Linked DNA regions of Homo sapiens: all the other regions are linked to region 4. Evidence: chromatin contacts called from ENCODE Hi-C or POLR2A ChIA-PET data. All regions are on one chromosome and are shown on one strand. Each heading gives the region's core, a stretch centred on a gene start or an enhancer-like site at or near the end of the contact. The rest is flanking DNA. Distances are from core to core; before and after follow the strand shown.

Region 1 (4,885 bases), core at 2,386-4,885, 150 kb before region 4:
AGCCTGCTCTCTCACCTGCCAACAGGGGTCTGGGAGCACACTGTTGAGCTCGGTACCTCAGTTTTCCCATCCCAAGGGGCTGCAGTGAGGATCAAGGGAACTCCTCGCTCAACTTGGGGCCAGACCCATGGATGGTGACCACGATGCCCCTTTCCCTGCAGGCCGTGTTCCACATGCAGTCGGTGAAATGCCTTAAGTGTCAGGAACAGAAGCGGGCAGTGCTGCCGTGCCAACACGCTGCGCTGTGTGAGCTCTGCGCTGAGGGCAGCGAGTGCCCCATCTGCCAGCCTGGCCGGGCCCACACCCTCCAGTCGTGACCCTGCAGGCCTGGCCCAGCCTGGCCCAGATCTTCTCACCTAGGACTTTTTAAAGTATATATATATATATGAATATATATATATATGTGTATGTATGTATGTATATGTATATGATTATGTATATGTATACATTTCCGTATGTATGTATATGTATACATTTCCGTATGTGTGCAGGTATGCGTGGTGGTGTGGACAGTGTCTGTGTGTATATCTGTACATAGATATAGACACACACTTTAAAAGACTTACCAAGCACTTTTTAAAAGAAGAAACTATTTTGCAGTCCTCCCCTACCCACTCCCTGCCCTTCCCACTGCAGAGATGACATCCCCTCTTCTCCCACTGGCCTTTTGGCAGAGAATCTGGTTCTGTCTCTTTTTTAATGTAGGAACTAACTATTTTTAACTTCTTCCTGGGGCCTGAGCAGGGAAGGGTGGGACTGGAAGGCACTAAGGGGAAGGGAGAAGCCCTCAGGGCAGGCCCTGCTCCCCCTACCTCCTTGCCAGGGCAAGGGTGGAGTGTGGAAGACGTGGGTCCCCCAGAGCAGGCCTGGCCCCCAGCTGTGAGGGCCTCAGGGAGGCCCGAGGGGGAGTGCTGGGGGTCTCAGCTGGCTTAGCTCCTAAGTTTACCAAATGTTAATTTAGTCTTGGGGAGAACAGCAAGGGCTGGAGGCCAGTGCTGCAGGGCCAGCCCCACTCCTGACACCTGGGCCCTTGAAGCTCCTTGAGGGGCAAGGCCCAGGAGTTCCAGCCCTCAGGTTCCTGAGGGTCCACCCTCAGTCCTTCCCCCCGCCGCCCCTCCCCGGACTCCCCACAAGAGCCTCCCTGGCCCCAGGGCCGCCTACCAGGCTGGTACTCATTCTATGACCACCGCCCCCAACCAGCTGCCCCCAGCTCTCCCTGCCCCCTCCCCTCTCTGGCAGCTAGCAGGGCAATTGGCGGGGAGGAGTGCGGACTGAGGACTGAGGACCAAGGGGGCCCAGGCCCTGCCCTCCTACCCGGAGGGGCTCCGTTTGCATTCCTTGGTGCTCTCTGAGTGCAGCTGGTGTCCCGCCCTGTTCTGGGCGGACGCCTGTGTGCGTGTGTGTGTGCCTGTCCAGTGTATATTGTGTCTTAGCTTCCATTTTAAAAATTGTTCTGTACAGAGAGAGATGCAGCAGGGGCGGGAGGGCAGAGTGGGCGGAGGGGAGCAGCCGCACCCCCAGCACCGGGTGTCTGCGGTAGGAACAAGAGGGCTGAGAGGGTCTGGTCCTGGCCCAGGCTCCCCCTTGGGCTCAGCACGAAAGGGCTTTCAATGAATTAAGTGAAAACTTTTTCCTTTTTTACAAAAATGCAAAAATCAACAAAGCTCCAAACCTATTGGAAATAAAATATGAACTTGCAGTGGTAGCTTGTTTACATGGGGGTGAGGGGGAGTGGGTCCCAAAAGAGGGCCTCTGAACTATGAGGTGGGCCAGGAGCCTTGCCTCAGCCATGGAAACGGCTGCTGCCCACACCCCTGAGCTGTGGTAAGGCAGCTGGAGAGGGCTGGAAACTTCCTGGGCCCATCAGGCCCCAAGACAGTTCAAGTGCTCTCCGACCTAGGCCTAGCGGTTGATGACACAGGGACCCTTAGCCTTGGACACAGAGGCCCCCCAGGCCCTAGGACTCTTTAGGGCTGTGTGGTCAGCGGTGACTGGCAATAGGGCCCGTAACTGTTTCTCAGAGGAACAGTGTCTTCCCAACTGGGCATGGTGGCGCATGCCTGTGGTCCCAGCTACTAGGGAGGCTGAGGTGGGAGGATCACTTGAGCCCAGGAGGTCGAGGCGGCAGTGAGCCATGATTGCACAGCTGCCTCCAGCTTGGGTGACAGAGTGAGATCCCATCTCAAAAACAAAAACAGGCCGAGGCGGGCAGATCACTTGAGGTCAGGAGTTCGAGACCAGCCTGGCCAAAATGGTGAAACCCCGTCTCTACTAAAAAAAAAAAAAATACAAAAATTAGCCAGGTGTGGTGGCACATGCCTGTAGTTCCAGCTACTCAGGAGGCTGAGGCAGGAGGATCCTTTGAACCCGGGACGCAGAGGTTGCAGTGAGCTGAGATTGCCCCATTGCACTCCAGCTGGGCGACAGAGTGAGACTCCATCACAAAAACAAAAAACCCAGTGCCTTCCCATTGGGATGATTTGCTGGTAGGACCCAGAGGAAGTCCTGCCTTCTGCCTTCTTCACCCTACCCTGCCCCTGAGGGATGAGGGGCTGAGGCCTAAGAGGTACGTCCTCCCTCCCACCTCCTCAACTAGGCTGTGCGGTGGGGGGTGAGAAAACACCCTGGTGGGATCCTCTTTGCATGGTCTCGGGCCTTGGATGTCATCTCAGCTAACCTCGACTCCTGTCCTCATTTTGTGCAGACTCAGAGGTTCCGACATGGAACCAGGGTCACACAGCTAGGATGACGTGATGACCAGGCCTCAGGTTCTGACACCCCCCAGGCAGGGGAGGGACCCAGCTCCTCTACGCCCTACTGTCTCAAGAGCAGCCCCTCAGCCTCAACCTGCACCCCTGGGAGGCCCCTGCTCACTGTGCTCCCCCGAGGAACGGGTCCCTGTCCTGGGTGTCACCACAGGAACTGGTATGCCTGGTAAAGCAATTTATTCAAAGCCCACGGCCAAAAATCACCCTAGCCCTGCCTCTGCCTCAGTTATTTCCACACCTACCCCCCTGCTTTGTAGCTACCCCAAGGTGGCGGTAGCTCAAAGTCCCCTGAGGGCTGGGGAGGAAGCTACCCGGCCTGGCTCGCATTCCAGGCCCCACTGTAGGCCAAAGGCATATTTTAAGAGGACAATGGATTTGTTTTTATTAATTTTTTTGCTAAGAAAGTTTCTAGGTGGCAGGTGCTGTCCGGGGAGGGGGCGTGCGCAGCAGACACAGCAGCCAAACTGTCCTTTCTGCTTCCGTCTGTCTGTGCCAGCCCTGCCGCCTGCCAGCTCTTGCTCCCTCAGAGCCAGAAGGTTCTTGGCTCCAGGCTTCCTGGCCTGGATGCTGGCAGCCCCTGGGGAGAGGACCCAGGCCCCCTCTAGTAATGGCCACCACCCTCCCCCCAGGGCAGCTGGAGCCTCATCTTTGGCAGGGTCCCCTCTCCCTTTTCCAGGAGACTCTGTGCCTGTAGCCCTGGTCCCAGTGAACCTGGCCCCCACCCCAGTGGCTGGAACAGGAAGGCCAGGAGGCAGATGGGCCAGGGCCAGGAGACAGATGGCCCAATCCCCTGCCCACCACAGCAGCTTTTCTGAGAGGCGGGCAGGGGCAGGGTTTGCTCCCCCTGGTGCTGGGATGTGGTAGAGACATTGCAGCCAGGGCTGGAGGCAGGGAGGCGGGAGTAGAGATGTCGCTGCTGAGCCCCCATCACCATGGGAGGCAGGGGAGGTCTGCACTCTGGGCACTCCGCATGCTGGGGCTCCCCAAGTGTTAGGCCAGGCTGGAGGGCCGCGATGTGGCGGGGAAGCCCCAGACCCTACAGGAAAGCCCTTGCAAGTCCCCACCGGGGACCCAGCCCCACCGCAAACCTCTACGGCTACGGTGCCGGCCGCAAGGCATGCTGGGAGGCCTGCTTGGCCCGGTGCCGCCGCAGCCTCACAAAGACCTGGGCTTCTCGGTCACCCTTCCGGCCCTCCAGCAGCTGCAGGATTGGGTCCCCTGCGGAGAGAGGGGTTTGGGGGTCAGATGCCAGGGGAGAGGGCAGTGCCTGGTGGTGGCAGAGAAGAGTGTGTGGGGGGGTACACAACACTGCTCCATCTCCCCAACAACCTGGAAGGAAACAAGTGACAGACCCGCGCCAGCCCAGCCCAGGAGGTGGTCTGACAGACGCATCCGGTCGGGTCGCGTAACAGACAGAGTGCTGCTGGGACACTGTCCTGACTGCAGCGAGGGGCTGAGATGTGCCTGAGGTTTGACTATTACCTTTTTATACGAGAACCTAAAGCTAGCAAGTTAACCTTTTCATGCCTCGGTTTACTCATCTGTAAAAGAGTGCTAATATCTGCTTCGTTGGCTGGAATGCATAAAGTGCTTAGCACTTGCTCATAATAAGTGCACAAGCATCAGACCGTTGCTGGTATCAAAAATGCTCTGCAGGGAAGCGGCCCCGCCGAGTGAGATCCAGGCCCTTCTCCCCAGTTAAACTTCTTGGTGACTTCCCCATGCAAGGAGAGTCACGTTACACTTAGCTTAAAGTTCACTGGTCTCTTGATTAGACCGAGAGATGGGCCGTGGCTGTCCCACTGGCTCCCGTCTCCAGGGAAGCTGTTCTCCGACCCTGGCATCACCTCTCTGGGGCCCCTGCCTGAGCTTTACAGGCTCCCGTCCCCGCACCACCCTGCCCTGGGCTCAGGCCTACCGTTGGGTGCGGGGTACGTGAGGGGCAGGCGGGTCTGAGGCACCTCACCAGGCTCCTCAGAGCCACTCAGCCCGGGCACCTCACGCAGCGGCAGGAAGGCCTCGCCTTCCAGGTCGTCGGCCCCCAGCGTGTCGTAGTCCAGCACGGTGAGCAGGAGGCATGCCCCAGCCTTGCGGCACGGCTCAGCAGGCACCAGGCT
Region 2 (5,078 bases), core at 378-2,877, 210 kb before region 4:
GTCAGAAGCCACCAACCTGCTGGGCCAAGGGACCCACTGCCCTCCATTTTCCCACCCTCTGAGGTTGCTGGGACACTTCTAATTGTCCTCCTGGTTTAGGGCTCTGGAGGGAAAAAAGGCTGGGGTTCAAATCCTGGCTCCTCCAATCAGGTCACGGGAAACCCAGGGCAAGTTCCCGACCTTCTGGGGGCATCAGTTTCCTCATCTGTACAATGGGATGCTCCACTCTACAAGCCTTCCCCACAGTGTATCAGACAAATGAATGGGCTCTGTGGCTGTGAGGTGGCACTCCTAGTATCAGTGAGGACTTGGCTCAGGCCTGGGCCCCATACCTGGGTAGTACTGAATCACTCCCTTGACATAGTTGGCCCACCGAGGAGTCCCAGGCTCCAGCGAGCGCTGGGCTGTGGGCAGTGGAAACTGCAGCCGCTGGGGCTCATCGGCACCCTCAGAGGTGGTGAGGAGAGACACCAGCCCATCCTTGCGGGGGCTGCCCACCAGCACCGTCATGAGCTCCAGAGCCTGGCAGGAGAGACAAGCAGTACGTGAGGCTTCCGCCAGCTGGAGTAAGCCTCTCCAATGACACTGCCTCCAGCCGAGGTTCTGATGCCTCCACAGTCATCAGGTTCTGAACCTCCAGGTTCAGCGTCGCAGGGAAGATCCTGAGGGCCAGCTGACCTTGGGGGCTTGAGCCCTGCCCCCTTAGGTCTTCAGGGGCGGGGCGGCTGCAGCTGGAGCACAGACCTGGACTCTGCCCTGAGCTGTGGGGCAAGGGGGAGAGCTAGCCCAAAGGGAAAACAGATCACTGGAGCTCCAAAGCCTTTACATTTTGGGGTGGCTCTGGACATCCTGTACCTGTGCACTCCCCAAGCTGCAGATGGGGCGGAAAGCGCCCCCCGCTGAAAGCTGGGAGTCCTCACTCCCAAGTCGCAGCCCCGCCAAGAACCTGCTGTGTGACCTCCAGCAGTTCACTGGGCCTCTCTAGGCCTCAGTTTCCTCCTCTGTAAATTGAACGGGCTGGGCCAGAAGGCTACGTTCGCCCAGGTCTGCGGTTGGGGCCCCACGGTGGCCGGAGGCGCGGAGTGTCCCCTTCTGCGTGGCACACAGGGCCTCACAGTTTAAGGGGAACATGCTCCCAGGTTGAAGGCGAGGAGCCCCAGCCCCCAGAGGGCGGGCTTGAGCCAAGAGGCGGCCGCGCACCCTCTCCCGGCCACTTCCTCGCTTCCTCCCTTCCAACGTGGGGAACAGCCTGTCCCGGGGACTCTTCCGTGCACCGGTGCTCCAGGCGCAGCTGCCCGCCCCACATCTCCCGCGGGAAGAACTCGCCCCCAGCGTCCCCGAGGCCCGCCCTCCTCGGCGGCCGGGACAGGCGGCGGCGGGCTAGGGGCTCCCCGTGCAGCCCCTCACCATAGGCAGCACCAGGCCCTGGTTGTAGTCCGTGTGTTCCCCGATGAGGTTGACGCGGCCCGGCGCTGACACGGCCAGCTCGGGCTCGGCCCCGAACTCCTCCCGGAAGGCTCGCCGGGCCTCGGCCAGCAGCTCCGCGACCTGGGGCTGTCTCAAAGCAGCCATGACGCGCGCCTGCAGCTCTGCACAGCTGCTCCGGCACAGCCCCGTCGGCGCGGGATGCTCGGGCGGGGCCCCGCGCGGGGGTGCGCACATTCCCGCCAGCCCCGCCCCGCGCCCGGACGCCCCGCCCCCAGACCTCAGCCGGTTCCGCCCCCACCCGCAACTCCCGTGGGAATCCAGCTGCTGGGTGGTGGGTGGCAGGGGCTAATGGTGCCGGGTGGGATACAGCGCCCCCGATGGTGTCCTTCCCTCTGGACTTCGGGAAGAACCAATGAGCACTCACTAGAGTGAGAATAGCCCTGAGTGGCACTTGGCATGACCAGGATTTCTGAGCTGCCCTTCCCTGGCGCTGGTGACTTTCTATGTGCCTCACCACCCACCACCACCCACACAGCCAGAGCAATGGAGCTGGCACCCGGTTGACCTGGGATTCCCAAAGGGATCCCCTAGGTCCCCAGGGCCAGCAGCTGTGAGAGGTCATCAGCCTCTGATCACCGGTCTCCAAGAGGGTGACCTGACACTCACTGTAAGTAGAGATAAAGACAGACAAGTTTGGGCCGGGCGCAGTGGCTCACGCCTGTAATCCCAGCACTTTGGGAGGCCGAGGTGTGCAGATCACCTGAGGTCGGGAGTTGGAGACCAGCCTGACCAACATGGAGAAACCCCATCTCTACTAAAAAATACAAAATTAGCTGGGCATGGTGGCTCATGCCTGTAATCCCAGCTACTCGGGAGGCTGAGGCAGGAGAATCACTTGAACCTGGGAGGCGGAGGTTTCGGTGAGCTGAGATCACACCATTGCACTCCAGCCTGGGCAACAAGAGCAAAACTCTGTCTCAAAAAAAAAAAAGACAAGTTTGGTGGTGACCAGAGAGTCAATTTTACAAGCTCCTTTTCTAGGTAATACGCAACAGCTCCTAGCAATGGAGAATTGGACTAGGGTGGCGGTGGCCAGCAGTGGGCCCAGCCCCTCCCTTAAGGACCTGCCACAGCTGTCCAGGTAGGTTGTGCTGTTGGCCCCAGCAGGCACTACTTCAGCCCAGAAGCCCTTGTCTCAGAGGCGTGGCCTTGTTCCCAGTCAGGCACTCTTCTCTTGCTATCCTGCATCCTAAACCTGCTGGCCGGCCCCAACTGCTGCCTTGATACCTGTCCACAGCTGCCCACCCTACATGGAACCTTGAAACTGAAAGACTGAAATGTAAGCAGCTTGCTTGGGGTTAGGGTGGGAGTAGTGTGGGGAGTTATGGCCAGGGATTTAGCTTGGGGCCTGCTCAGGGGTGTGCCCAAAGAGTGGGGAACTGCATTCCAAGGGCAATTCTGAAAACTCTTAGAAGAAAACATAGGGGTACAGTTTTGTGACATTGGTTAGGAAATGTTTATTTGGTTTCTGTTTTTGAGACGGAGTTTCGCTCTCGTTGTCCAAGCTGGAGTGCAATGGCGTGATCTCAGCTTACTGCAACCTCTGCCTCCCGGGTTCAAGCGATTCTCCTGCCTCAGCCTCCGGAGTAGCTGGGATTACAGGCACGTGCCACCATGCCCGGCTAATTTTTTGTATTTTTAGTGGAGACTGGGGTTTCACCAGGTTAGCCAGGCTGGTCTCAAACTCCTGACCTCAGGTGATCCACCCACCTTGGCCTCCCAAAGTGCTGGGATTACAGGCGTTAGCCACCACACCTAGTCATGTTTTTTTATTTTTATTTATTTACGTATTTATTTATTTTAGACAGATCTTGCTCTGTTACCCAGGCTGGAGTGCAGTGGCGCGATCTTGGCTCACTGCAACCTCCGCCTCCCAGGTTCAAGCGATTCTCCTGCCTCAGCCTCCCCAGTAACTGGGATTACAGGCACCCTCCACCATGCCTGGATAATTTTTGTAAAAGCAGGGTTTCACCATGTTGGCCAGGCTGCTCTTGAACTCCTGACCTCAAGTGATTTGCCTGCCTCAGCCTCCCAAAGTGCTGGGATACAGGTGTGAGCCAATGCGGCCAGGCAATGGTTTTTTAGATATGACATCAAAAGCACAAGTGACAACAGAAAAATAAACTGTACTTCATCAAAGTGAAATATTTTTCTGCAACAAAGAACTGTCACGCGTGTCCGTGTGAACAGACCACCAAACAGGCTTTGTGTGAGCAACAAGGCTGTTTATTTCACCTGGGTGCAGGCGGGCTGAGTCTGAAAAGAGTAAGCAAAGGGTGGTGGGATTATCATTAGTTCTTATAGGTTTTGGGATAGGTGGTGGAGTTAGGAGCAATGTTTTGCGGGCAGGGATGGATCTCACAAAGTACATTCTCAAGGGTGGGGAGAATTACAAAGAACCTTCTTAAGGGTGGGGGAGATTACAAAGTACATTGATCAGTTAGGTTGGGGCAGGAACAAATCACAGTGGTGGAATGTCATCAGTTAAGGCTATTTTCACTTCTTTTGTGGATATTCAGTTGCTTCAGGCCATCTGGATGTATACGTGCAGGTCACGGGGGCTATGATGGCTTAGCTTGGGCTCAGAGGCCTGACAAGAACATTGTCAAGAAAGTGAAAAGACAACTCACAGAATGGAAGAAAGTACTTGCAAATCATGTATATCTCAGGGGCTTGGAGTTTGAGACCAACTTGGGCAACGTGGGAAGACCTCACTGCTACAAAAAAAAAAAAAAAAATTAGCCAGGTTGGGTGGCACACACCTGTGGTCCCAGCTACTCAGAAGGTGAGAGACCCTGTGTCAAAGAAGAAAAAAAAAAAGCAAAAGATTTCAAGAGACATTTTTCCAAATAATATAAATACAAATGGCCAATAAGCACATGAAAAGATGCTCAAATGTCAGATGTGGTGGTTCATGCCTGTGATCCCAGACTTTGGGAGACCGAGGTAGGCGGATCACTTGAGAGCAGGAGTTCAAGACCAGACCAGCCTGGCCAACATGGTGAAACCCCATCTCTACTGAAAACACAAAAATTAGCCAGGCATGGTGGCGCACATGTGTAATGCCAGCTTACTCGGGAGGCTGAGACACAAGAATCACTTGAACCCGGGGGGTGGAGTTTGCAGTGAACCGAGATCTCGTCACTGCACTCCAGCCTAGGTGACATAGTGAGACTTGGTCTCGGGAAAAAAAAACAAGTGATGTATCTATACAATAGAAATATTAATCCATAAAAAGAAATGAAGTACTGATACGTGTAACAACATGGATGGAGCCTTCAAGAAAAAAATTAGCTGGGCGTGGTGGCGGGCACCTGTAGTCCCAGCTACTCGGGAGGCTGAGGCAGGAGAATGGCGTGAACCTGGGAGGCGGAGCTTGCAGTGAGCAGAGATCGTGCCACTGCACTCCAGCCCAGGTGACAGCGCAAAACTCCGTCTCAAAAAAAAAAAAAAAAGAATGAACTTTGAAAATATTATGGTGAGTGAAGGAAGCCAGTCACACAAGACCACCTGTTGTATATCCAGAATCGGCAAATCTCTACAGATGGAAAGTTAATTAGCGGTTGCTTAGGCCTGAGGGAATAGCAGGG
Region 3 (5,366 bases), core at 2,413-4,912, 200 kb after region 4:
ATTTATATTATCTTATTTAATCTTTGGAGGAATCCTGTGAAATAGTCATGGTTGTTCCCATTTTTGCAGGTAAGAAAACAGAGGTTGCAAAGAGGTTGAAAAACTTCTCTAAAGTCCCCCAAGTTTTAGGGAGCAGAGGTTATTTTTCTCTCTTTTTTTTTTCCAGTAACTAACATGTCTTAAAGGGAGCAGAGTTGAGGTTTGAACACGTTCTACCTTTATCTTTCCCCAAGACGCTCTGGATGCAGCTTTTTAATCTAGAGATGAGATTTCCAAGGATTAAAGTGCTGGTTATTAAAAGATCTGAAGACACAAATTTATTTATTTTCTCATTCCTTTCTAAAGTCAAGACATCAGATAAATGTTTGTGTTTGTCCACACTATCTCCTCAATACATGCACCATTACTAAGTTATATTTAAGACAAAAGGTGTATCCTGGCCGGGCACAGTAGCTCACGCTTGTAATTCCAGCATTTTGGGAGGCTGAGGCAGAAAGATCGCTTGAGCTTAGGAGTTTTGAGACCAGCCTGGGCAACATGGCGAGACTTTGTCCCCACAAAAAATGTAGAACTTAGTCAGCATGGTGGCACACACCTGTAGTCCCAGCTACTCAGAAGGCTGACGCAAGAGGATCACTTGAGCCCAGGAGATTGAGGCTGCAGTGAGCTATGATAGCATCACTGCACTCCAGCTTGGGGGAGAGAGTGAGACCATCCCAAAAAGGAAAAAAAAAGAGGCCAAGCGTGGTGGTTCATGTCTCTAATCCCAGCACTTTGGGAGGTCGAGGTGGGCAGATCACTTGAGGTCAGGAGCTTTGAGACCGGCCTGGCCAACATAGCGAAACCCCATCTGTACTAAAAATACAAAAATTAGCTGGGTGTGGTGGCACAGGCCTGTAGTCCCAGCTACTAGGGAGGCTGAGGCAGAAGAATTGTTTGAACCCAGGAGGTGGAGGTTGCAGTGAGCTGAGCTCATGCCACTGCACTCCAGCCTGGGCAACAAGCGAGACTCTGTCTCAAAAACAAAAAATAAGTATCTTATTTCAACCTAAAACCAGAGATCTCACTCATATGCTAACAGGTAAGTATGAAAGGAAAGAAAACTAATGCCTTCTTGGGACCAAGAAAGATGAAGCTCAGAACAGATTCAGGGCCAAGCATTTTTCTGAAGTACTCATGCACCAGTCCACTGTACTTAGCATTAGCAATCGTTTTCTCAGTTCATATCCACAGAGTTTCTGTTTTCTTTTTTAGAGTCTGCAAAGGGTAATTTTCTCAGCCCTAGGTCTACTGAGTAAGGGAGTGCATGGTGACAAGGAAGACCAGATAAAGTCTTTCTGATGTAAGCATCCTGGCATATCCGGAAACAGGAAGAGCTTCCTTTTCTGTCTTGCACACAACATGCCCCAGGTCCACAGACAGAGGGAGACTGAGAAGCTTTCTGATCTCTTACCTCAAGCTCAGTATGGATTTATAGAATGGCTTCCTGTTTCTCAGGTATCATTCTGGAGTAAATAAACCCTTAACAGCCTTATGAAGGACAACTAAATGCAGCTTCTAGAATCCTATTTCACTTTTTATAATGAAAACAGGCCTCAGATCAAGACTCATGAACAAAGAATGAAATTTGGTCTGCTCAGGGATTTGGGGACCAAACATTAAGTGTGAGTACCTTTACGACAGAAAAGCAAGGCACAGATCCCCCTAATCTATTCATCTAACCAGAAAACTCTGCCAAAAGAAAGCCCCTTTCATGGGGTAAAACTTGGGTAACCTGCAATTACAGCTTGGCAAATCATGAAAAAAGAGAATGTAAGGAAATATTTAACTGAGTATCTACTATGTGCCAGGCATTATGCTAGGTACTTTAGATAGATTCTTTTTGTCCCCCATTTTACTTTACATATTTTTTATCTTTATTTTTAAATTTTCGTAGAGATGGGGTTTTACTATGTTGCCCAGGCTGGTCTCAAACTCTTGAGTTCAAGTGATCTTCTCGCCTCAGCTTCCCAAAGTGCGGGGATTAGAGGTGTAAGCCACCACACCTGGTCTTTTTATTTTTATCTTGGTAAAATACACATAACATGAAATTTACTATCTCAATCATATTCAAGTATACAGTTCAGCGGCATTAAGTAACATTCACATTCGCATTATCGTGCGGCCATCACCGCCATCCAGCTCTAGTTTAGGTATGCTCTTATTTCACATTCTCGAAAGGAACAACATGCCTGCCCCTCTCACCAGCCTGTAAGTTCCGTGTGTATGCTGGAGGACAGTCCAACATGCCGGAGAAATACAGTAGCCGACTGAAAAATGAAGAATGTCAGTTAAACAAACTGACATTCTACAGATAAAGAAACCGAGACTCAAAAGATTCACGTAATCATCCAGGGTCCCAGAGCTAATGAGCAGCAGAACCACAATTTGAACCCAGGTACATCTGACTCCAAAAGCCATACTCTATTGCACTGCTTCTACTGTAGGGCAAGTCTACAGGCTCTTCTAATCCTAGGAGTGTTCCAGGGACCTGAGCAGAGTTCGGGGAGTCTGAAAGTTATACCATCATGGCAAACAGTACTGAATTCTGTGAAGGTTCTGGAAGCTAGCCAAAAATCTCCAATGGCGCCCTATGCTTAGATGGCAGTATGTACAAAATCATACCACGCACCACACTCCTTTCTATCTTTAACAGGAGTATCTAAGGTCTTCTTAGAGAAGAGCTTTCTTGGAGCACAGTATGACAAAATCTTTGTCTATAAGATCTAACAGTACCTGCAGAAGATACAAATGTACACTGAGGGCAGGGTGATGTCAGAGAACACTGCCAGCAGCCACAGCCACAATGGATACGTCAGTCAGCGTTTACCTTCCACCCAAGATGCTCAAAGATGTGTTACTGCCAGATAGTTCTAAAATATGGCGACTTCTTCACTAAATTGTTTTCAAAAAATGGTCGGGTGCGGTGGCTCACATCTAATCCCAGCACTTTGGGAAGCCGAGACAGGCAGATCACCTGAGGTCCAGAGTTTGAGACCAGGCTGGCCAACATGGTGAAACCTCATCTCTACTAAAAATACAAAAATCAGCTGGGTGTGGTGGCGTGTGCCTGTACTCCCAGTTACTCAGAAGGCTGAGGCAGGAGAATCACTTGAACCCAGGAGGCAGAGGTTGCAGTGAGCTGAGATCACACCACTGCACTCCAGCCTGGGTGACCGAGTGAGACTCTGTCTCAAAAAAAAAAAAAAAAAAGAATAAATAAATAAATAATTTTCAAAAAACAAAGACATTTACCCATTCATTCAGCACTCTCACTATATCCTGAGTACTGAACTAGGCCTGAGGGACACAGTGAAGAGTCAAGCAAACCTCTCTTAGTTCCATCTGTAAAGGGGCGTCAAGCTTGCATCTGGTGCCCTGCATGCTTGGATACAACATCCTCCTGGGACTGGGCTGCTGTGTCTGTCCTGAAGTAAGCCTGAATCTGAGAATAACTTAAATCCCAAACATCTCAAACCCAGAATGGAAGTAGAGTTGGGCTCAGCCAGAAGACCTCTTTTGGTGGACCTCAGGCGTTTGCTGACGAAGGCTCTGTGTGTTACGTGAGCAACTCCTCTTTGGCTTTTGACCCTGGTGCTCATCAGCTTCCTTTTACCAGCACATCACATCGGCAAAGCGCCACCTGGTGACGAAAGATGAAATTGCCAGACCATGCCCAAATGCAGGCCAGAAGGGTGCACGTGCATTCACATACACATGGGCACACACGCATTTAGTCTGTGTGTGTGTGTGTGTGTGTGTGTGTGTGTATCAATCACATGTCCTAGATTTTTTTTTTTACCATTCTGATTTCAAATATTACACTACTCCTACGGTTGTACTATTTTTGCTGTAAAAAAATATGGTCACAGTACATGTGAAAGGACATCTTACTCTGTGTGTAAATTATTAGGCAATTCCCAGTAGTCTACAAAAAAACACAATAATCCATTCATCCCATCCATAAAAATAAAGTTAACTTCAACATAAATCTTTTTTTAAAGTATATACTTTGTTTTCATTTGCTATTAGATTCAGGCCTCGTCTCATATATATATATATATATATATATATATGAGAGATATATATATGAGAGAGATATATATCCTATATATCCTATATATGATATATAGGATATATAGGATATATATATCCTATATATCATAATAATATGAAAACTATATTATTACCATCAATTCTCAGGTAAAGAAAGTATTGATATTGTATACTTCTGTTGGTTACTTTTCGCTCTTGTTGCCCTGGCTGGAGTGCAATGGCACGATCTTGGCTCACTGCAACCTCCGCCTCCCGGGTTCAAGCGATTCTCCTGCCTCAGCCTTGCTTCCCGAGTAGCTGGGATTACAGGCGTCTGCCACCATGCCTGGCTAATTTTTTTGTATTTTTAGTAGAGATAGGGTTTCTCCATGTTGGTCAGGCTGGTCTCGAACTCCTGACCTCAGGCGATCCGCCCGCCTCAGCCTCCCAAAGTGCTGGGATTCCAGGTGTGAGCCACCACGCCCGGCCTCACGTGGGAATATTTTTGAAAACTGCAGATCCCAGGGCCCTGTCACTAGAATTCTGATTCAGCTAGTTTGGGGTAGGAACTAGGAATCTGTATTTTAATAAACATTCCAACCAATTCTGATGCAGGTAGGTTAGAGACCCCACTGAAAGAAAAAATGCTGGTCTTCTGCAGCTAATAATATTTAATTATATACCAAAATAAATTCACATAAAGTTTTTTTTTGTTTTGTTTTTTAGAGGTAGGGTCTTGCTATGTTTCCATGCTGGAATGCAGTGGCTATTCACTGTGACCATAGTGCACTACAGCCTTGAACTACTGGGCTCAAGTGATCCTCCTGCCTCAGCTTCCCGAGTAGCTGGGACTACAAGCAAGTCATCACAGCTGGCTAATTTCTATCATTTCTTCCACATTAAAAAACATTTATGGATATAGAATAATTATAGCTTTCTACATTTATTAGCTGGGATTCTACTGTAAGGAAGAGCTGTCCTTTATCATTCAATTATTCAATTATTTCTTCATTTGTTTAATTATAAATTATGTATTTATGTAATTTATTTTATATTAATTTTTTTACTTAAGTAAAAACAAAAAACCCAAAATACCAAAAATATGCTTCCAAAGACAGGAAACCATTTTAGACAATTTATAATTAAAATAGCAAAGTACAGGCTGGGAGCGGTGGCTCACACCTGTAATCCCAGCACTTTGGGAAGCTGAGGTGGGCGGGTTGGTTGAGGCCAGGAGTTTGAGACCAGCCTGGCCAGCATGGTGAAACCCCGTCTCTACTAAAAACACAAAA
Region 4 (4,738 bases), core at 1,971-4,470:
GCAGCATTCTTTCTTTCTTAGTGGTACACAAAACACTGGTGTGAGTTATAATCGATGAGATTATATAACCGAGGCTTTAACTCGATAGCATGCGATAATTTCCAGGACTCATTTACAAACCCCTTCTCTTACTTAAAAACTGATCTCCTTGTCATATCCTAAGGACATTGGAAGTGTGTCAAAGGGTGTGTTAAAGTTTGTACTTTAATACTTCACATGAAAAATGATACACAAAACAACTTCCCGGTGTCCATGAATCTTTAACCCGCATAAAAGACTTTGTTCTATTTCATTGTGACCTCACTCGAGTCTGGTTCACATTATCAACAGGTCACAGGTTATGAAATCATCTCTATCAGCTTTGAAATGCACTGCACCACCCATTCAAACACACACACACACACTCAACCCACTTTTTTCCTGACGTTTCAAGAAGGAATAAAATCTTACTAATTTTTTCAAATTTACAAACACAACACAGGTATCAGTAACATAATCTTCTAGGAGGAGTTACTCTATCTCAATATCCCCACAGCCATGAGTTACAAACTTCAAAAACAAAACAGACCATTTGGAAGTATGCTGATTTGAACTACCAAAAATAAATAAACAAAATTTTTTCGTTTAAAACTGAGTGGAGCTCTGAGGAAAGTCCAAAGTGCCAGAGTAAACCATTTCATCTTCACAAAAATAACCCAAGTCAAGCTGAAAATCGATACCAAAGGCACTAGAGGCAGTGACCATTATTACCATAAAGGCAGAACGTGCAACATGTTCTATTTAGCTTGGTTCTAGTCTATACACCACTCATACGATTTAGTCTTTACCGATGAAAATACTGGAGTTCCTTTAAAATGGAGAAACCTAAAAGAGAAAATGCCCAGGAATAAATGAGAAAAAAATGCTATAGGCCAAAATAATCTTGTACTAGGATCATGTAATAGTGTTTGTTTAGGTTAAGGCAAAAAAGTCTTTTTTTTTTTTTTTTTTTTTTTTGAGACAGAGTCTCTCTTTGTTGCCCAGTCTGGAGTGCAGTGGCGTGATCTCGGCTCAGTGCAGCCTTTGCCTCCCAGGTTCAAGGGATTCTCCTGCCTCAGCCTCCTGAATAGCTGGGACCCCAGAAGCGCACCACCAGGCCCGGCTAATTTTTGTATTTTTAGTAGAGAGAGTTTCACCATTTTGGCCAGGCTGGTCTCGAGCTCCTGGCCTCAAGTGATCCACCTGCCTTGGCTTCCCAAAGTGCTGAGATTACAGGCATGAGCCACTGTGCCCGGCCCGAAGTCCTTATTTTTATTTATTTTTACCGTTCCTTGTGGAGCAGGGTGGATCACGAGGTGAGGAGTTTGAGACCAGCCTGGCAACATGGCGAAACCCCATCTCTACTAAAAATACAAAAATTAGCCGGGTGTGGTGGCGGGCGCCTGTAATCCCAGCTACTCAGGAGGCTGAAGCAGGAGAATCGCTTGAATCCGGGAGGTGGAGGCTGGAGTGAGCCGAGATCGTGCCACTGCACTGCAGCCTGGGCGACAGAGCGAGACTCCGTCTCAAAAAACAAAAACAAAAACAAAAAACACAACAAAACACATGGTCTGAAAAAAGGATATACTCTCTTCCACACTAGAACCAAGGCAGGTTTTTATGACGTCTCTCTCATATGCACAAGACAACCATTCAAGCACTGTCATGGATTCAGAACTACTGGGTTCTTAGACTTTCTATTCATTCAGAGGCGTCACAGATCATTCTTCATCCAGGTCCACACTACCATATAATATAATCTGCTATTGCTCCAAAATATTTAAATGGTCGTGCAACTAAAAAAAAAAATGCTCCCAGATTCAGAATTTTAGCAGTCCTCCTTACAAAGAGCAAAATGATTCTGCATTTAAATCAGTCAAATTTGAGTTGCTTGGGCAGAACAATGCTTTTACAACATCCTTGAAACTGTACTCTTGAGAACAAAAACTCCTGCATTTCCATTTATTATCAGCATTCTACAAACACGTCATCCCACGAAAAGGCTTGGATACAAAAGTGATCACATTATTTTTCACACATATAACTTTATTTATTTATTTATTTATTTATTTTTTGAGATGGAGTCTCGCACTCTTGCCCAGGCTGGAGTGCAGTGGCGCGATCTCGGCTCACTGCAAGCTCCGCCTCCCTAGTTCACGCTATTCTCCTGCCTCAGCCTCCCGAGTAGCTGGAACTACAGGCGCCCGCCACCACGCCCGGCTAATTTTTGTATTTTCAGTAGAGATGGGGTTTCACCGTGTTAGCCAGAATGGTCTCGATCTCCTGACTTGGTGATCCGCCCGCCTCGGCCTCCCAAAGTGCTGGGATTACAGGCGTGAGCCACCGCGCCCGGCCACACATATAACTTTATAAAGTTGCATGAAAATATGCCAGTTTGCATCTTCAAACACCAAGCACGGTGATGAAAGGCCACCATAGACCGCAGCTGTAAAGTTTAGGCTTAACAACACTTGCTCTGTTCTAAGGCATACCTACTTTTTAAACCACATAATTTCATCAGGGTCAGCGATGCCAAACTCCCTCATCTTCTTCACCATGATGGCACTTTTCCTGACAGCCACCTCATAACGCTGGCTGCGAGTGAGGAAGTTCAAGTCCTCATGCTGGAAGTCTGGGTCGTTCAGGATCATGTTCTCTGAAAGGGGGTTAAAGGGCATTAAAAGGCAGACAGACACTCGGGCCTCCGTTCCACCCTCCCTGAATCACAATAGGCTTCAGAGTCGCGGACACACCTGGGGAATGGCGATATCCCCCCACCAGGGACACAGGCTGTTCCTCGAAGTGGGGGTCCCGGCTCCCCTAACGCTGGGCCAGAGGGCCTAGGCCCCACAGCGCCCCTGACTCCGCATCGAGGGAGTCTCCAGCTTTTCTCGGGAAAGGAGGGAGGTCTCGCCCGCCGCCCTCACCGATCTCTCGGCGGCGCCGGGTTTTCTCGGGGCTGCCGTCCAGGATGTGTGTAAGCAGCTCCGGGTTGAAGCTGGCGGAATCCCGCTCCCTGCGCAGGTCCGGGTTCATGGCGACGACCAGCTGGCAGCGAAGTAAGCACCGACCGAGGTGGCAGTGACAATCTAAATCCGCAGCTCCAGCGCCGGCCGGACCCTAGGAGGCAGCCTCAGGACGGCGCAAGTCCCCGCCTCCGCTCGCCCGGCCCGCCCCGGCCCGCCCCTTCTTTCTCCGTGGCCCTTTGGCGCGTGAGTGACAGCGGCCCAGACAGAGGGGGCGATGTCCGCGTCGTGGCTGGGGCCGGTCGCGGGGCAGACTAATCCCCTGCTCCTGGCCAGGGGAGGCTCCCGAGCGGATCCTCGGGAAAGGGGCTCCGAAGGTCAAGAAACTGCCCTGCTGGGCGTCCGGGGAGTGGGAAAATAAAGCACTTTTTGTATCCCGCCCCTCCCCCGTCACGTGACCACGCGAGGCGGAAAGAAGAAATCCGAGGACCGGCGACGCCTAGAACAGGTTGGCTGGGGCCTTGGGAAGGGGGCGGGACAACGAGGCTGAGGAGGGATTGCGCCTGCACTTGCCCCCCTCTTACCCCGCGGCCTCTGTCACGCTTCCGGGTCCGTGCCCCTAGGCCTCTCCGAAATGAGAGTGGTCGGGAGACTCTGGAGTCTGGGGCGGGAGATGGGGCTTTGCGGAATTGCTAGGGAGGGTCACTTGGGCTTTTGCCAAATCCACCCGGATTGGAGAAGAATGGGACGGGAACCAGTCTCTTTGGGGAGAGGCTCCAGTTACCTTTTGTTAAGATAATGGCGTCTTTACTGGCAGAGGCGTGGGTTCCGGGGCCCTGGGTGTGGGATTGTGAGCGCTGTTCAAGGGGTGGACGGGGACTTAGAATGAGACCAAGCGGGCGGTGCTGCTCTAAGCCTTCTGTCTGGGAAACCAGACATTTTCCCCCGCAACCTGGCAGTTACTAGAGGTCTTGGAATCCAGACTTCTTTGCTTTCGCCATCACCGTCATCAAAGTGGGAAATGCACACTTACTGTTAAAACCTAGTGTAGGGCCGGGCGCGGTGGCTCACGCCTGGAATCCCAGCACTTTGGGAGGACGAGGCGGGCGTATCACTTGAGCCCAGGAGTTCAAGACCAGCCTGGGCAACATGGCAAAACCCCATCCCTACAAAAAATACCAAAAAATTAGCTGGGTGTAGTGGCATGCGCCTGTAGTCCCAGCTACTCTGAAGGCTGAGATGGGATGGTGGCTTGAGCCCCGGAGGTGGAGGTTGCGGTGAGCCAAGATTGTGACATTGCACTCCATCCTGGGCAACATAGTGAGACCCTGTCTCTACAGAAAAAAAACAAAAAACAAAAACAGTTCTGCCCAGTGGGATTGTAGACAAGGGAGATTCAGGGATTTGTTGAATCATCTCTAGTCATTTTTTTTTTTTTTCTTGAGACGGAGTCTCGCTCTGTCGCCCAGGCTGCAGTGTGGTGGTATGATCTCAGCTCATTGCAACCTCCACCCCCTGGGTTCAAGCGATTCTCCTATCTCAGCCTCCCGAGTAGCTGGGATTATAGGGGCTCGCCACCACACCCAGCTAATTGTATTTTTAGTAGAGACAGGATTTTGCCATGTTGGCCAGGCTGGTCTCGAATTCCTGACCTGTTGATCCACCTGCCTCGGCCTCCCAAAGCGCCGGGATTACAGGCGTGAGCCGCTGCGCCTAGCCTGTCTGTAGTCTGTGTAATACTATGACTTTGGTTT

The links. A loop is a pair of places that touch in the nucleus more often than their neighbours do. ChIA-PET counts read pairs that join two places held with the same protein, here RNA polymerase II (POLR2A). Pooled maps may share reads with other maps.
Region 1: a loop to region 4 is called in a pooled map, with 2.3 times the contacts of the local background. The contact joins the enhancer-like site here to the promoter of TEN1 in region 4. A Hi-C loop is called at or near these places in 2 of 50 pooled maps. POLR2A ChIA-PET finds 5 or more read pairs at or near these places in 3 of 52 experiments (A549, Panc1 and WTC11).
Region 2: a pooled map shows a loop between it and region 4 (6-fold over the local background). The contact joins the promoter of GALK1 here to the promoter of TEN1 in region 4. A Hi-C loop is called at or near these places in 3 of 168 maps with a recorded cell type or tissue (CD8-positive, alpha-beta T cell, ascending aorta and naive thymus-derived CD4-positive, alpha-beta T cell), 4 of 37 single-sample maps with no recorded cell type and 13 of 50 pooled maps. POLR2A ChIA-PET finds 5 or more read pairs at or near these places in 8 of 52 experiments (B cell, CD4-positive, alpha-beta T cell, K562 and 5 more).
Region 3: a loop to region 4 is called in a pooled map, with 3 times the contacts of the local background. The contact joins the enhancer-like site here to the promoter of TEN1 in region 4. A Hi-C loop is called at or near these places in 6 of 50 pooled maps. POLR2A ChIA-PET finds 5 or more read pairs at or near these places in 6 of 52 experiments (CD4-positive, alpha-beta T cell, GM12878, HEK293 and 3 more).

What each region holds. Positions count from the first base shown.
Region 1 is chr17:75,824,101-75,828,985 of GRCh38, forward strand. It overlaps UNC13D (unc-13 homolog D), which reads right to left. Exons shown (of 32, transcript NM_199242.3): 31 at 4,687-4,883; 32 at 3,125-3,986. The coding sequence ends at 3,865. UNK (unk zinc finger) reads left to right here. Exons shown (of 16, transcript NM_001080419.3): 16 at 162-1,699. The coding sequence ends at 317. Among named protein-coding and RNA genes, the nearest start is that of UNC13D, 18 kb to the right of the region's middle. Within about 2 kb of position 3,636, at least 31 of the 41 ENCODE cell types and tissues checked have a DNase peak (open chromatin) inside an H3K27ac peak, as active enhancers do.
Region 2 is chr17:75,763,565-75,768,642 of GRCh38, forward strand. It overlaps GALK1 (galactokinase 1), which reads right to left and starts at 1,628. Exons shown (of 8, transcript NM_000154.2): 1 at 1,408-1,628; 2 at 333-522. The coding sequence starts at 1,572. RefSeq lists enhancers at 643-852, 883-1,112 and silencers at 1,223-1,372, 1,603-1,792.
Region 3 is chr17:76,178,674-76,184,039 of GRCh38, forward strand. All of the region lies in intron 2 of RNF157 (ring finger protein 157), which reads right to left. Among named protein-coding and RNA genes, the nearest start is that of FOXJ1, 40 kb to the left of the region's middle. Within about 2 kb of position 3,663, at least 2 of the 41 ENCODE cell types and tissues checked have a DNase peak (open chromatin) inside an H3K27ac peak, as active enhancers do.
Region 4 is chr17:75,976,020-75,980,757 of GRCh38, forward strand. It overlaps TEN1 (TEN1 subunit of CST complex), which reads left to right and starts at 3,221. Exons shown (of 4, transcript NM_001113324.3): 1 at 3,221-3,492. It overlaps ACOX1 (acyl-CoA oxidase 1), which reads right to left and starts at 3,147. Exons shown (of 14, transcript NM_004035.7): 1 at 2,946-3,147; 2 at 2,515-2,674. The coding sequence starts at 3,054. TEN1-CDK3 (TEN1-CDK3 readthrough (NMD candidate)) reads left to right here and starts at 3,198. Exons shown (of 10, transcript NR_037709.1): 1 at 3,198-3,492. RefSeq lists enhancers at 2,321-2,904, 2,810-3,039, 2,905-3,488, 3,610-3,709 and a silencer at 3,120-3,189.